Regions from separate parts of the Homo sapiens genome. Here region 2 is linked to region 1. The links are chromatin loops, found by intact Hi-C in ENCODE. Cell type or tissue: heart right ventricle. All regions are shown on one strand. Links, peaks and the distances in the headings refer to the core of each region. The heading gives the core; the rest is flanking DNA.

Evidence for each region. Hi-C counts contacts between places; a loop is a spot of excess contacts. Peaks named below come from ENCODE experiments on the same cell type or tissue, not always from the same donor. Only the 100,000 strongest peaks of a DNase experiment are listed, where the experiment ranks them.
Region 2: it touches region 1 in a loop (7-fold over the local background); 2 of 110 quality-filtered maps call a loop at or near these places.

The regions. Positions count from the first base shown.
Region 1 is chr13:106,798,857-106,806,405 of GRCh38, reverse strand. No RefSeq gene overlaps it. Among named protein-coding and RNA genes, the nearest start is that of LINC00443, 150 kb to the right of the region's middle. In heart right ventricle, for the core only: no CTCF peak of the experiment used is centred there; no DNase peak of the experiment used is centred there; H3K27ac peaks cover 226 bases.
Region 2 is chr13:106,748,462-106,756,010 of GRCh38, reverse strand. LOC107984627 (a long non-coding RNA gene) reads right to left here and starts at 2,548. Exons shown (of 4, transcript XR_001750002.1): 1 at 1,966-2,548; 2 at 1,273-1,340; 3 at 105-419; 4 at 1-5. In heart right ventricle, for the core only: no CTCF peak of the experiment used is centred there; no DNase peak of the experiment used is centred there; H3K4me3 peaks cover 693 bases; H3K27ac peaks cover 2,115 bases.

The DNA of each region.
Region 1 (7,549 bases), core at 1,682-6,681:
ATGACTTGACTTATTGGTAGAGTAGATCTTTCCAAACCAATAAGCTCAGAAAAAAAATTGAACATTGTACAATGAGATTAATTCAAAATTGATATGTTTGTGAATCAAAATATCAAGATAATAAGAAACCGGGAAAATATTTACAATAAATATGAAAAAGTCAGCAATCTGGAATCTGTCTTGCTGCTCTATACTGCACAGAGGCGTCTGGGAAGCCCAGCGTGTGGTCAGTTTATAACCAATCCCACCATTGACTGCTTTCCTCCAGGATCTGGATTAGTGCTGAAGTGTTCTGATGTGTGCTTAAGTTCTAATACTGATTTTAGAATTTTTCCCCAAATCCCTACTGCTTGGTATTGGTTTTTATACCCAGTGGAATTCTTGCAATGCTCCTTCCCCAGCCTGGACCCTATCACATGCCTGCAGAGAACAGCACAAATTGGTCAGTCCAACACAAATATCTGGTGGATCACCTAGAACCGTCTCTGAATTAGGGCTGACCTGGTCCCATTTTCTTGGTGACAACAGAAATTATGTGATTGACACACTCCTTTGGGAATGAGCTCTACTAGTTTTCTATCCATCCCCAGATTCCTCTCCACGGGCATCCTGCTAAGATGCAACCAGGTCTCAGATACTAGCCTATCTGGGTAATGATAAGAGAAAGAAATCACCCATGTTTATTTTATGTTAAACAACAAAAAAATCATTTTTTCTCTCTCAGCTCAAAGGGTTGTCCTAGATTTCAGTTATAAAATGTGGAGTATTCAAAGGATGTGAGAAACCCACGGAGCAGAAACAGGAGTTTACCAGGAGAAACAGTCTCTCCTGGTAAAGGGTAGGCATATGAACACCTGAACTCAGCATTTATGAAGTGCTTGCAAAAACTAGGCAGTGAGCAAAAAAACTAGTTTTTGCAAGCACTTTATATGTGACTTGGACCTCTTAGTACGTTTCAAGTTTTATAAAAAGTTTCCTTCCTAATAATGTGATAATATTTGCTATTTTTAAAGTTGCACCATCTTTTAAAAGTTGCCATATTAAAGAAGAAAAAAATTAGATATTTGTTCCCGGTTGTGTACATTGCGTTCACTCCTGAAATTCATGTCAAATCAGAAAGTTGGGAGGCTAACTGAAGTGGAAACAGGAAATAACACCAATACACTTCTAACCCACAGGTTTCCCAGCCCCATTAAAATTCAAAATGTGGAGGAGGTGCTGGAGGGAACTAACAAGAGCGTCCTGTAACCCAGGAGGCCAAAGATCAGGCTCCTGCATGGATGGAACTTCCATTAAATGATGTTTATTTGTACCTAGGGGTGAGGTTACTAATGGAAAGGCCTGCAGCCTGCAGTATTTAGTGTCATTTTGCATTTTTGTCAATGAATTACAAGATACATAACATCATCCTGAGTCGAGGCCGGGGGATTTTGTTATGTTTGAGGGTATGATTTTTTTTTTTTTGAAGGGCAGGATGTGAGAAGGATTGTTTTGAATATATTGTTGAAGCCCCAGTCCAATCATGAGAAAAACATCAGACAATTTTTAATACAGGGACATTCTACAAAATACTTGGCCAGTCCTCCTCAAACTGTCAAGGGGATCAAAACAAGGGAAGTCTGAGAAACTGTCACAGCCAAGAAGAGTCCACGGAGACGTGATGGCCAAATGTAATGTAGAATCCTGGATGGGATTCCAAAACAGAGAAAGGACATTAGGTGACAGCTAAGGAAATCTAAAGAGACTATGGAATTTTGATTAAAACAGTCTATCAATATTGGTTCATTAATTGTAACAAATGTACCGTGTTAATGTAAAGTGTTAGTAATAGGGAAAAATGGGAGAGGCTGCATGAGAACTCTCTATACTATCTTCTCAATTTTTCTGTATATCTGCAGGTGCTCTAAAAAATACTCTTTACAAATTAAAAAAGTATTATTGAGATTAAAGTCTGTTACTAAATCTTAAGCAAAATAAAGATAACTTCGACTGATACATGATAATCACTATCCTTTTTAATATATTTTTTCTTTTTATTGAACAAAAAGAAATGTGACAACCTATATTCACATTTTTCTTTTTAAAATTTAGTCTTACATATTTTATTAATTTTTTTTCTTATTTTAGTAGTAATGATTTGCCATTGAGGAAAATTAAGAAAATACATGTAAAAAAGGAGAAAATTAAAATCCCATAAACACACACAAGCCAGATAGATTGGGTAGAGAAAGGATATCTCATCTGTTTGAATACCTGAGTTTATCTTAAGAATATACAACAAACACATAATTTATACAAACGTAATTTATAATGGCTGAATGCATTTCATTATATAATGGGCCATTCTTATTTGGCCGGGGTCTTATTTTGAGATATTAGAGTTCTTTCTAATTTTAAAATTTTTTTCTAAACCCCACTCAGCTGAGCATTCTGTTCATTGTTGCATATATCTGTAATTATTTCCTTAGCACAAATACCTAGAAATGGGACTTCAGGATCAAAAGCTATGAATAATTTTAAGCTGCTTGTTAATGTTGTGAAGTCACCTTCCCAAATTTGTGCCACTGTATACTCCAATAAACTGCAAGTTCCCTTCATTAATCAAATCAGCCATCCAACAAAAATACTTAAAGAGATCTTTCTGCGTATCATGTTCTTGTCATAAAAAGCTCAAAATATAAAATAGACTACAAAATAACTTTCAAAAGAAACTCTTACATCTTAAAATTATAACATTCTGCACTAAAAAAAAAATTGGTTTCTTTCCCTTGTTGCTCTGTTACGAAATATTAACATTATTAAATATGAAATATATTAAATAATGAAGGAACAGAAGTTTGTTGGAAGCTATAGGTATTTTTCCCACTTCCCCCAATAACTAGGCTTAAATTAAATCCATTTATAAGCATGTTTATTTTGATAAATTGATAAATTGAAAATTGATCAGTTGAACTCATTGTGTTTTATGTAAAACAGTAAATATAACATAATTATTGTAGAAGGAATTACTTTCAGCCAACAGAAGGAAGTGGGGAAGAAATGTTACTTTATTCTCTGTAAACTGGCTTCCCTGGCTTTGACCCCCACCCCAGGGCACCAGCATTTTGGGGAATGCAATCTTAGATACTACTGTGTCATCCTCTGTCCCCAGGGCTTGTGGAGATCTTTCCAGGTCTCATGTGGTCCTTGCAGGTCTGGAGGCTCAGCCACCTCCACGTAGCCAGGGCGCAGGTTCCTGCAAGTCGAGGACCAAAGAACTCCTTCCTCCCCTGACTCTGGGAACAGCTTTTTCCTTCAGCTGGGCTCTCTGCCTGCTCTCCGAAGCCCACCAGGTGCAATCGGGGCAGTCTCGCTCTGCACATACTTACACTTCTGCAAATGAAAATCAGAGCTTTAAGAAGCAGCTTCTATTTTCTAGCCTTGCACAGCTTCCTCAGGCAAAGGCTCCCAGAGCAATAGCTGCCTGCTGGAATCCTGGGTAGGGAAAAATATAGAGGAAAAAGAAGACAAAAAATAGTGTTCCAGCCTGCCTCCCGCAACCCCGCCTCCACCCCCCAACACACAAAAGTGCTTGCTGGTTCTTAGTGTGGATAGAGTTATCAGCTCTCCTGAGAGGACTTTTCTGGGAATCTCAACACCAGAGGAATTGAGGAATTAGCAGATTAGGGGGAAAAGAAGTCTTTGAACAATTTAAATACAAGGCAGCTGTGTAGACAGCATGCTGGACTTGCAGGATCTTCACATTCCAATATGGTTGTGCTCAGGCCTTGCTGCAGGCACAGTTTTACGGCAAGGAGGTCTGCTGTGCTTTCACCTTTCTCGAGTGTCACCATGCACCTGACCTACCTCCTGGCCTTAGCTCTGCGAGCTGCTCCTATTTGTGCCTTCTGTTAGCTCCGGAAGAGTCTCCTGGACAGACATCGCTCCATCATGAGTGTGACATTACTTTGTTTACTTGAAAGCGTGGCTATGAACACTTGCAGAGCTGTGCTGAGAGTGGGAAATACAGTTTCGAGGGTTTCTGGAGTAATTAGTTAACTGGGAAAGCATCATTTTCTACATAAAAGGGTCCCCCGTCCCCCCACTTAAACCGCCCCCGTCCCCCCACTTAAACTGAATCCCCTTCCCCGCCTACATCCAGCCCACTCCTGGAGCCAGAATTAGCTCACCCATCTCTAGACCGTGTGTGCACGTGTTTCTGTGTCTGAGTGTGCTCAGTTTGATGCTGTCATAGTTGTGTCCACACTCATCTTCTTTATCGGACTGGACTCTTACAAAGCCAGGCCTTCCTCTAATATTCACTTTCATTCAAATGATGTCATGTTTCCTACTCTAAGGGAGATCCTAGGTAAGAAAGTGAACTAGACATAGGTGGCAAATATAGGCCATACCAGGCACATAAATACATGCAGAGGATACTGATCCTCAAATCCCAAAACGTAGCACAGTGCTTGGCACATATTGAATTCTGTTTGCTGAGCTAAGTTAAATAGTGGTTGTGTCTAAAATTGAATTTGGATTCTGATTCTTGTCCACATCCTGCTCATCATATACTAGGCAGCCCTTGCCCTAACATGCCAGTTTATTAATATTGTAAACAGATGATTCAGTGTAAAAAATGAGCTTTGTCCTAAAAAATAACACTGTACTAAAGGCATGTGACCAAACTGCGCTTTTCTTTTCTTTCTTTTCTTTTTCTTTCCTTCTTTCTTTCTTTCTTTCTTTCTTTCTTTCTTTCTTTCCTTCCTTCCTTCCTTCCTTCCTTCCTTCCTTCCTTCCTTCCTTCTTTCTTTCTTTCTTTCTTTCTTTCTTTCTTTCTTTCTTTCTTTCTTTCTTTTTTTTTTGACCAAGTCTCACTATGTCACCCAGGCTGGAGTGCAGTGGTGCGATCTCAGCTGACTGCAACCTCCACCTCCCGGTTTCAGGCCATTTTCCTGCCTCAGCCTCCTGAGTAGCTGGGATTACGGGTGCTCGCCATGACGCCTGGCTAATTTTTGTATTTTTAGTAGTGACAGGGTTTCACCATGTTGTCCAGGCTAGTCTTGAACTCCCGACCTCAAGTAATCTGCTTGCCTCAGCCTCCCAAAGTGTTGGGATTACAGGTATGAGCCAGCACACCTGGCCTCTTTATTTTCTATATGAGAAATTGTTCTCATGCTCCAAACAATAATCATGAGATAATAGTAGTAAAAGGAGATAATGGCTGTAAAGAGATTATCTAGAAGTTAAATCTTATTTTGTGGGTGGGGACACAAAGCCCGGATAAATGAGAAGGGCCAATGATATAAAACATCAGATGTTGTCACCTCTGTGTAACGATCATGAAGGAAATGCATCTGTCTCAAGTTCTTGGACATTTTATGTATACTTTCATCATCTCAGCAATTACTATGTACAGATTATAAGATTTTCACATCTGTCTTGAAGTGTATTTAGGTTGCTTTAATCTGATATTCACATCTTTTCCAAGACTGTAGAGATTTTGGTGCAGGGACTTAATCTTTTACATCTCTTATATTAATAACTTCATTGAATGTTATATCAATTAATGGAGTGAATGAATACCTTTGACCCAGATTGAGTGCTACTTCTATTTGAATTTCTTAGCTACTGAACCCTGTCAGCTGGATCCCTTTTACTATCAAGAATTAACTTTTTTTTGGACCTCAACAGAATTTTGTTAGCAACGATCTGAGCAAAGACCTATCACATATAAATTTAGCAAATAGATATGGATGCCTATAAACAATTAGCTTGTTTTTATTTTATAAATCAAAGTTCTAAATATTTTATTAAATACTTTGTCCTTACACCATAAGCAGAATCATTAACTTGACACACTTCAAAGAAAGTCGTGTGAGATTGTATAAGTAATCCTTATACAATCGCTGAAAACTGATCATAAACACTCTTCATTTATAAAAATTCACCCTGCAATATTTTGGGGAAGTTACCTCTTCATTTTGTTAGAAACAGAAATAATTTCAAATACTTCAAAGAAATCTTAAAGATAAAAGTTTTAAGAAATCACAAATGACCATTCATAAAACAGAGTCATTTTGTCTCGATGAGAAGCCAATCACGTTTGGACAAATTTAGGAGATGACACGCTAGACCTAGCAACACCCAGAAGATCTTTTCACACATCATTTGGGATTTTTTTTTCTTTTCTTTTTGATGGATGGATGAGCACACTTAAGGAGTTAATGGGCAGATAAAAGTTGAAATGGGAAAGGACAGTAACGGTCAGGCCAGTTAAAAGCTCTTTCCGACACCAACTCCCAGCTCTGCCTCCCCAGCCGATCCCCTTGTGAACTTTTTGTGTTTCATTCATTTTGCTGGAATTGGAAATGGAGAGGCCAAGAAAAGGCCATATCCTGCTTCATTGACTAAAGCTATCCTGTAAGCGAGTTTAATGGGTTAGAAGTTAATACCAGTGACAGTTGTAAGAAAAGTTTCCAAGTGTTTCCCGGGTCTGGAGGGACTCCCTGTGGCTCAGACTTCTTTACGCTTCCTTCCACTCTCCTTTTCTCTTATCTGTGGAAGCTTCCATGACAAACAGGGGGCATCTGCTAGGAAACAAAGTCGGGGGCTGCTAGAAGTGAGCAAATCCCCCCAACCGCAGGGCCTGGCAAAGAACGAGTTCCAATTACAGCTGACACAACAGTGGTGATCAGGTGAACAGATAAGCACAAGGAAAGAGAAATCAAATTTCCTTCCCATTTACAAACCATTGTTTCCCTTTATTTGTCCTCTAAGAGAGGGCCATCGTTCTCCGTGAGATGTGAGCCCTCTCAGTTACACTCACTTTCTCTGCATGGCTTCTATTGTGACCGTTTCTGAACATCGTGTTTTCACATGGTTCCCCTCAAAGTACCTTCCAAAGCACAGGAAGGTAGTGACCACAGAAGAGTGGAATTCATTCTGCCAGCTAAGTGCAAGAAAGGGCTTTTTCCAACACTTCCTCCAAGCATCTGCTTTGTGACATATATTTTTTGATTCCTTTGTTCAAGTGTTGTATACAAGAAAAACATGCACAATTGGTAAGTCCACATCTCACTGAATTTTCACAAGCTCTCGTGTAACCAGCATTCAGTCCAGGAGACAGAACGTGACCTGTGCGTTCAATTCCTAGGGCTGCTGAAACAGAGTCTCACCAACTGGGGGGCTGCAAACAGGACTTTATTGTCTCACAGTTCTGAGGCTAGAAGTTTGACATCAAGGTGTTGGCTGGACTGGTTCCTTCTGGTGGGCATGGGGGAGAATCTGTCCCGTGCCTCTCTCCGAGCTCTGGTGATGGCTGGCAGTGCATGCTGTTCCTTGTCTCATTGATGCATATCCCAATCTCGGCCTCCAGCTTCACACGGCCTTTCTGTGTGTATGCATCTCGGGGTATCCTCTCCACTGGTCATATTGAATTAAACTTGATGACATCTGCCAAGATCCTATGTCCAAATAAGATCACATTTGCAGGTACTGGGGATCACACTTCAACATATTTTTGGCAGGGGAAAGGAGGTGGAAAATAATTCAATTCATAATAATGACT
Region 2 (7,549 bases), core at 1,569-6,568, 50 kb after region 1:
TGGCTCTGAAGCAAAAGAAACATGGGGAAGCAACTAAGAGTAGTAAGTGATGTCTCATTTTCTCTTTCTCAAAAAAAAAAAGGTGACAAAACAATAAAGTATACCTATGGAGGATGATGACATTGAGACTGCTGCTATGTTGGCCTAAGTTGTGATGCAGGGGACAACAGAATAACCTCCAGAATTTCTTGCTCACCATGGAACCTGTTTCACGTTTCACTGGTTATGTGCATGAACTGCGGTCGGAAGTATCAGAACAAAGATTCATACATGCAGGAGTGATCTCACCACCGGAAAGTTTCCCTGGAGAGCACATTCCAGGAGGACACGGAGCAAACCTTCCTCGCATGTTCACAGGAAAATAGTCCCAGTCCTCAACCAGCGCGGCTTCTCAGACCCTGGCATGAAACAGCCACCTTCTGTTTATAAAAAACAAACAAACAAATAAACAACAACAACGACAACACCACCATATAAAGACAAAAACGAGAGAAAGAACAGGAAAGAAAACTTTCTTAACCCTGGCAGATAAGTGCAAAATTGGCCTTTACAAATTAGAAGGAAGCTGCTTTCAGGTTGTCTGAGGAAATTTGCACAAGCATAATCTATTATAATATTTAGGTATTGACGTGATGCACCTAAAAATGAATGAAAATACATCTCGGTTCTAAAAAGCCCACATGAGCCAAATAAGAGTACCTAAGAAAACTGTCTAATTTTTTTCCACATGAGCCAAATAACAGTACCTAAGACAACCATTTAATTTTTCTCCAAAGTATAAACTCCAAAATAAATTTAGCAGTTTGATGTTAGCTAATAGAAGAGAACAGTGAGAGAATTTTAAATGGGGAAATCTAGAGTGTGGAGCTCTAGGTACAAACAATGGGAGGAAAGACTAAAGGAGTTTATTCCAAAAAAGGTCTAAAAATGTCTTCAATATCCAACTGCCCCTCAAACACAGCTACATTGTCAGGAGCCCACAGTGGTTAGCGTGAAGATAAATTCCCACTTAAAGTACCTGCTATGAAAAAAATTATAAAACTAAATGGCCAACAATAAAAAGCTGATGAAGTACACAATAATGTAAATTGTGGAAGAACAACGCAATTAGAAAATATTCCCATTATAGTATGTAAAAAGAAATGATGGAACAGAATCCCGTTTTGAAAGCTACTGGCATTGGCAGATTTGTATAGAGCTACTTAAAGAGCTCTGTGTGCATAGAAAAGGAGCTGAAATTAGCCAAACCCAAATGTTCACAGTAGTTATTACCGGATGATGAGATCATGGATAACTGTTATTTTCTTCTTTGCATTTTTCTTTGTTTTTCTTCAAATTTTCTAAAAAGAATATATATCTGCTTTTAAATCAAATCGTATTTTTAAAATTTGAACGAATTTCATTTTTCCAAATCAAAACATTAGGCCGTTATGATATTCCTTTAGAAATGATCTATTTTATTAATGCCAAACTTTTTATCCTCTAGTTTTCAGATGAACATTAGATTAATGTACATAATTACTGTTATGTATTAATAAGCAGTTGCTTTATTGATAACTCAGCAATTGTTTAACTGAATTATTAAATTAATGAAATTATTTCCTATAAGAAGGATTATGTTACTATTTCTATGACTGAATTCGTGACTTATTGAAGGTTAACAGAGGATTAGAAGGAATCAAAAATTTAAAACGTTCCTCATGGACAATGTTGGAACAGCTTCATTTCCACGTTGAAGTGAATACTCCAATGTGCACGCGTACAGACACATCCAAAGTTCCAAAAATTTCAGTCATCTCTCAAGACTTATATATATTCAAACTTAGGAGTCTTAAAACTATCATAGAACATGCATAGGAAATAAATATGAATTTTCTGTTGTTATTAACAATGACTCATTGTGAAAAGCCAAAAGAATTTTTTTTCAAATTTAATTTAATCATACATAACGCCTTATTACCTTACCTTGACAAACAGTAAATGCAAAAATATAAACCCAAGGGGCATGTTTATCAAATGCAGAACCACAGGTCACCCACCAGGCTGGTGTGAAGAAATGACATTTTCAAAACGCGTTGCATTTAGACAATTGTAGGATACGTCACAGCATCAAGTACAACTGAAAAACAAACAAAGAAAACAGCCTCTCTCTCCTGCACATTCCTTTGGAAAAAGAGTGCTTTGAAAAAGGCAGCCGGAGTAAGTAAGATGAAATCCTTTATATGGCCTACCTGTTAATATCCTAATATCTACGTTTTTTATCAATTTTGTTTTAATTACATATGCAATGACAATTCCGCTTCCACACAGAAATACTCTTATTTCCAATACTCCAAACAATAACCAAGCTGGTTTCTTCTCTCCACTACTCCACCTTGATTCCTTCCTATTTTTCATTGTGACACACACCAAAGACCGTTAATATCCTTTCTACAAATTGACTTCTAGTTACATTTCTCTTCAGTTAATAGCTTGGAGTAGGCAGGCATGAGACCATAAAAATATAATCTTTAATCTTAAGGACTTCCTGTCCAGGAAGGCTCAGGGCAGACCAAATGGCACCAAGTGAGCAGCGTGACCTGCCGTGCTCCCGGCGTGAATAAACAACCCTGATTAAGAGTTACATTCTGCTAAGGGATATTCTCAATGTTTCTGCGACAGAAACAGCCATCTTGCCTACACTGAAATTTCAGTTTGTTTCCCCTGGAATAAAATAAAGCTTGTTCACAGGGTGAATGCACCAGAGTGTTGAATTTCCTTTCCTGGGTTAGAGAAACACAATAATTCTGTTATGGTCCTTCCCACTTGCACCTAGAAATGACCAAAAAAAAAAAAAAAAAAAAAAAAAAAAAGAAGAAAAGAAAAGAAAAAAAGAAGGGGAGGTGCAAAGCAGTTTGACTTAGACCCAGCTGTTAGTTTTTCTTGCAGCTCCAGTGTCCTGAACAATCGCCTGGTTGAATCCCCTTTGCTTTTTAAAGCTCTTACAATGTCCCTCTGTGTCACAATGGAAGCCACTCAGCCTCAGCCACAGCTGATGAGCTCCTGCATCTTATCATACGTTTTGAAATCACGCCAATCTAGGACTTCCCACTTTCTTCAGCTTCTCACTCTGGATTCTCTCCTTTGCCCATGAGAAACACATACTCTTCTGAAAACAATGGGCTGTAAAATGAGAAAAGTTAAGAATCAGCATCAATTTCTCATAAATCTAATTTCCATTTTCCCACCAGTCTGAGTTCTGGGTACAAACTCTCACACACACATCCTGTGGGAAATGCTTGTTCATGTCCGTAGAACTAACCTAACACTCAGTTGGTTTTTTCTCCTTGGTGGAAAGAAATACGATAATTCAGCGGAAGAATTGCCCAAGGAGGTTGTTAGAAATGAGTAGATTTATTATAATTTCTTTTTTTGTCCTGACTGGGTGCGGGAAGGCAGATATACGTATCTATAGAAAATGCATATGAATATTTTTCCTTTTTTTGAATATTTTTTTCATGTTAACTTGCAGTAGCCTGGGAAGAACGTATTAAAACTATATTTTTACCATTCTGCAGAAAGATATAGTAAAGACATTTAAAAGAAAGCATGATAATATGAAATAGTTGTTCATGAGAGATCATCTGAAAGTATTTTACTCATTTTGATACAGCAGAGAAAAATAAGATTTTATAGATACTGATAAAAACATCATATAAATATTGAAGGGAAAGTATTCTAATCTGTTAACTAAAAACAGCCTAGAAAGAAGTTGCTGTCATTGGAGGATCAGATTCAGTATGAACCCCTTATTTTAGACTTCTTAGTCTCAAAGTCACGTTAAGGAGACATTTTACTCATCATAGTAGTATATGCTATTTCTATTAGTTTGAACATTTTTCCTTACTTTTATGATGAAAAAATAAATGGGTAATGCTGAAATCTAAGAAATAAAAATATCTTCTTTTAAAATGTGATTCCTTTAATATTTCTGTCTTCCCATCTTTTCAAGTCATATGGTATGAGTAACATTTCTTAATCAGATGTCATTGTTTAGATCTATGAGTGTAAGTATGCTTTCTTCTATAATATCTCTACTAGGACAGCTCAGGTATACCATGTATAATGTTTCTGGTATCACATCACATTCAATAAGCACAGATTCTATAACTGATCATAAAAAATGGATAGCAACTTTGATGGTGCAACGTAAACCTGTAGTTGGAAAATAAAAGACATAAAGTGATTTTTTTTTAAATAAATACAATCTTGCTAATGTATATATGTCCTAGAACAAAAAAAAACCCCATTAAAAACTAGTTTATGTTCTTTGTATTAATAGTAACATAAGTTAAAAACAAGTAGTGAGAGTAGAGAGAACCTAGGACAGTAACTGGGAGCCCTGGGTTTCCATCTCAACGAGGCCAGCATGACTGAAACAACTCATGCTGCTTCTCTGGGTCTTAATTTCCTCCTCTGTGAATCTTTTCTAGGGTGTATAAGACCCATGCTAGACCCCAAGGCCAACTCTCCTATGGTACACCTGGCGCTGTTTCAACCACTTTTGTTGTACTCCCTCAGTTAATCCTCCCAAAAACTCACGAGGCAGGCACAATCGGATGAGGAAATTGTGGCACAGAGGGGCCAAGGCAGGCTCTGATGTAGCAGAGCTTTGATTCAAACCCAAGCCAGCTGGAATGTCTAAGGTGCTGGCTGCCGTACTGCATCGCCTTTTATTCTACAGCTCTAGCTCGCATTGGAAAGAGATTAAGAAAAGGCATCATTGGCCAGAAGAGACCATAAGGCTCTATTACAAATCAGGGAGACTCACTCTGCAAGCTGTACACACATTTGACGATAGTGAGTGTGGTCAAATGTGTGAGTTTGGTCCTGTTATTGTGTCTGAAGGCGCCTGGGTGCAGGTAGAGTCTCTCAGGGGCAACCAGAAGGTTGAGTGACCAGGTGCCACTATCTCATCCTCAGTCTTTTCATTTCAGAAATTGATTAAACAATAAAAATATATAGGATGCCCAGGGTGATTAGACTTATAATAGCAGGTTCACACTTGGAAGATTGACAGTGAATTGTTCCACAAACCCTAGAAACAGTTATCATCTATAAGGGAGCTATGTTTTCCTAGCACCCACAAGATCCTATCCCCTTATCTAAGACATGGCCATCCCCCTTTCAGTGGCACTTAAGAAGTCAAACTATTTCTCCATAGCTTATTTAATACATTTAATCTAAACAGGAATAAGAGAAATGTTTGGAAGTTGGTGTTTGATCTAAGCTTTGGAAGGGCCCGGTGAATATCCCAACTCTCTGGAGACTGGAGGGTCATGAAACTGCCTTTCAAAAATCTTGATGGTGAAACATATCTGACCTGACCAACTCCATCTTGCTTCAAACCTCTAAGTAGCCTTTGTTCTTTCATGGGCTTAAGCCGTGAAAGTTATAGTTTAACTTTGAAACAAAGATGATAACAGCCCCTTCCCAAAACAAACACCCTCCTTGCTTGGGAATTCGACTTTTGTAGAACAAATTAATCATAAGATTAGAAATTATGGCTCAGAAGTCATGCAGCCAGAGGCCATAATATTGCTAACCTCCCCAATTGCTCCTGTGGATAAAATTACTATTGTAAAACCTAGGATTGGTGTTCAAGGTATTTTTTAGACTCTGCCTTCTGATAGACCAGCTGATGCCACCCAGATGGGTAAACTGGCTCATCGGGTCTTGTGGCTCCCACCCAGGGACTGACAGTGCAAAAAGACAGCTTTGATTCCTTATGCTTTTAACTTTACCCCAGCCAATCAGCACTCCCCATTCCCTACCTCCCTGCCCACCAAACTATCCTTAAAAAACTCTAGCCTCTGAATTTTCAGGGAGACTTACTTGACTAATAATAAAACTTTGGTCTTCCATTTAAAAGGCTCTGTGTTTATTAAATGTTTTTCTATTGCAATAACGCTGTGTCAATAAACTGGCTTTTCTGGACAGCGGGCAAGATGAACCCATTGGGTGATAACAATCTTGTTCCTCCAAGGCTGAGGTTATGCTTTAACCTAGGGCAGGAGGGGCATAAATGATCTTTGCTCCCCTAGCCCTCTCCTTCTATGCTGATCATCCTCTTTTTACCCATGGATTCCTTCTGGTTTTGTTTGCAGATCCTCAGTGACCTTAATTAAGCTGGCACTAAGTTGCTGAGTGTGGAGACCACCTTCCCCTGTGAGACGTTTTTTTATTGGTGGATTCAGCTCTAGGTCTAGGACCACCCAAGGTCACAGTCCCCAGTAACCTGTAACACAGTGGAGGTACAATAAGTACACAGGACATCCCTGTTATTTTCTCTTGCCACTCAAATTTTCTGTTTCTGCAGTGGAATTCACTATCTTCTAGAAGACTTAAACAACAGATATTTAAAAAAAAATTAGTAACTTAATGCATCTCATATTTTATCAGAATTAATAAGCAAATGGTAACAATCACAGCTGTGAAGCACTGCAGGATCCCCAGGCGAATCTCAAAACACTTGATGTTTCTCAGCGTGGACTCCTGCCTATTCTTCTTAAAGGTACAAAGTCACAGACTTTAAGAGAGGCCTACTTGTGGTCTATCATTTGCGTGTGTGTGGCGGGGAGGGGGGGTTGTAGAGTGAGTGTCTAGAACCCAAACTTCTTATTTTCATCAATCCATGTTTCTTTTCAAACATTTCAAAATAGTGAGACAGATGCCCATTTTGCTTTCAAATACCTTTTATACAAAATATTGTCTATCCTAAGCTTGGATATATCATTTGTTTGTGATCCTTTTAGATAATTTGGTTAATTGCTTGAAGATTTAGGAATTGATATAGCAGTGTAATTGCATTATTTTATATGTTTAGCTGTATCTCTTTCTAAAATAGTCACACTGCTTCTGAGATCTATTGGGAGTACATGCCCCTTCTTTCTGTATCACATGGTAGCTCTCCAAACTACTAAAATGGCCTGCTCTTAGTGACAAAGGACCCGATGACTTTTTCAGAAGAGAGTGGACTCTAGATATGCCGTTCCTGCCCAATGATGCTGACCTGACATCATCCTGTCATAATGATAAATTGTATGTACAATTTATAGTTGGAGCAGATGGGAGAGTGTAGGTTATTAAAATCTAAATCTGTCTCCCAAACAAAAAGAGAATTGTTTATCTTTCAGTGAAACATAGATTTCTTACAGAGGAAATTGTGACTATTCCAGTTTTCATAAATAAAGCAATTATGCAAGTTAGAGACACCTAGGCTAAAATAAAATAAAGATTGTTTCTAAATGATGTTATTTACTAAGTTCATTGAATGTCTGTTAGCATCCAGTAATACAAAAATTTACCAGAAAATATGCTGTAATAATAATCAATATTTATCTTTCCATTTAATACCTAATTTCTGGGCAAAAGCCTTATGTCATGTTACCTAAACTCAAGCACATAGAGAGGCTGTTTTTAGATGTGGTGTACAATGTAAAGAAAGAGATGGAATACATTTTGGCTTGAAAAAAACTAATTATAATCAGAAATTTTCTAATTTTCAAGG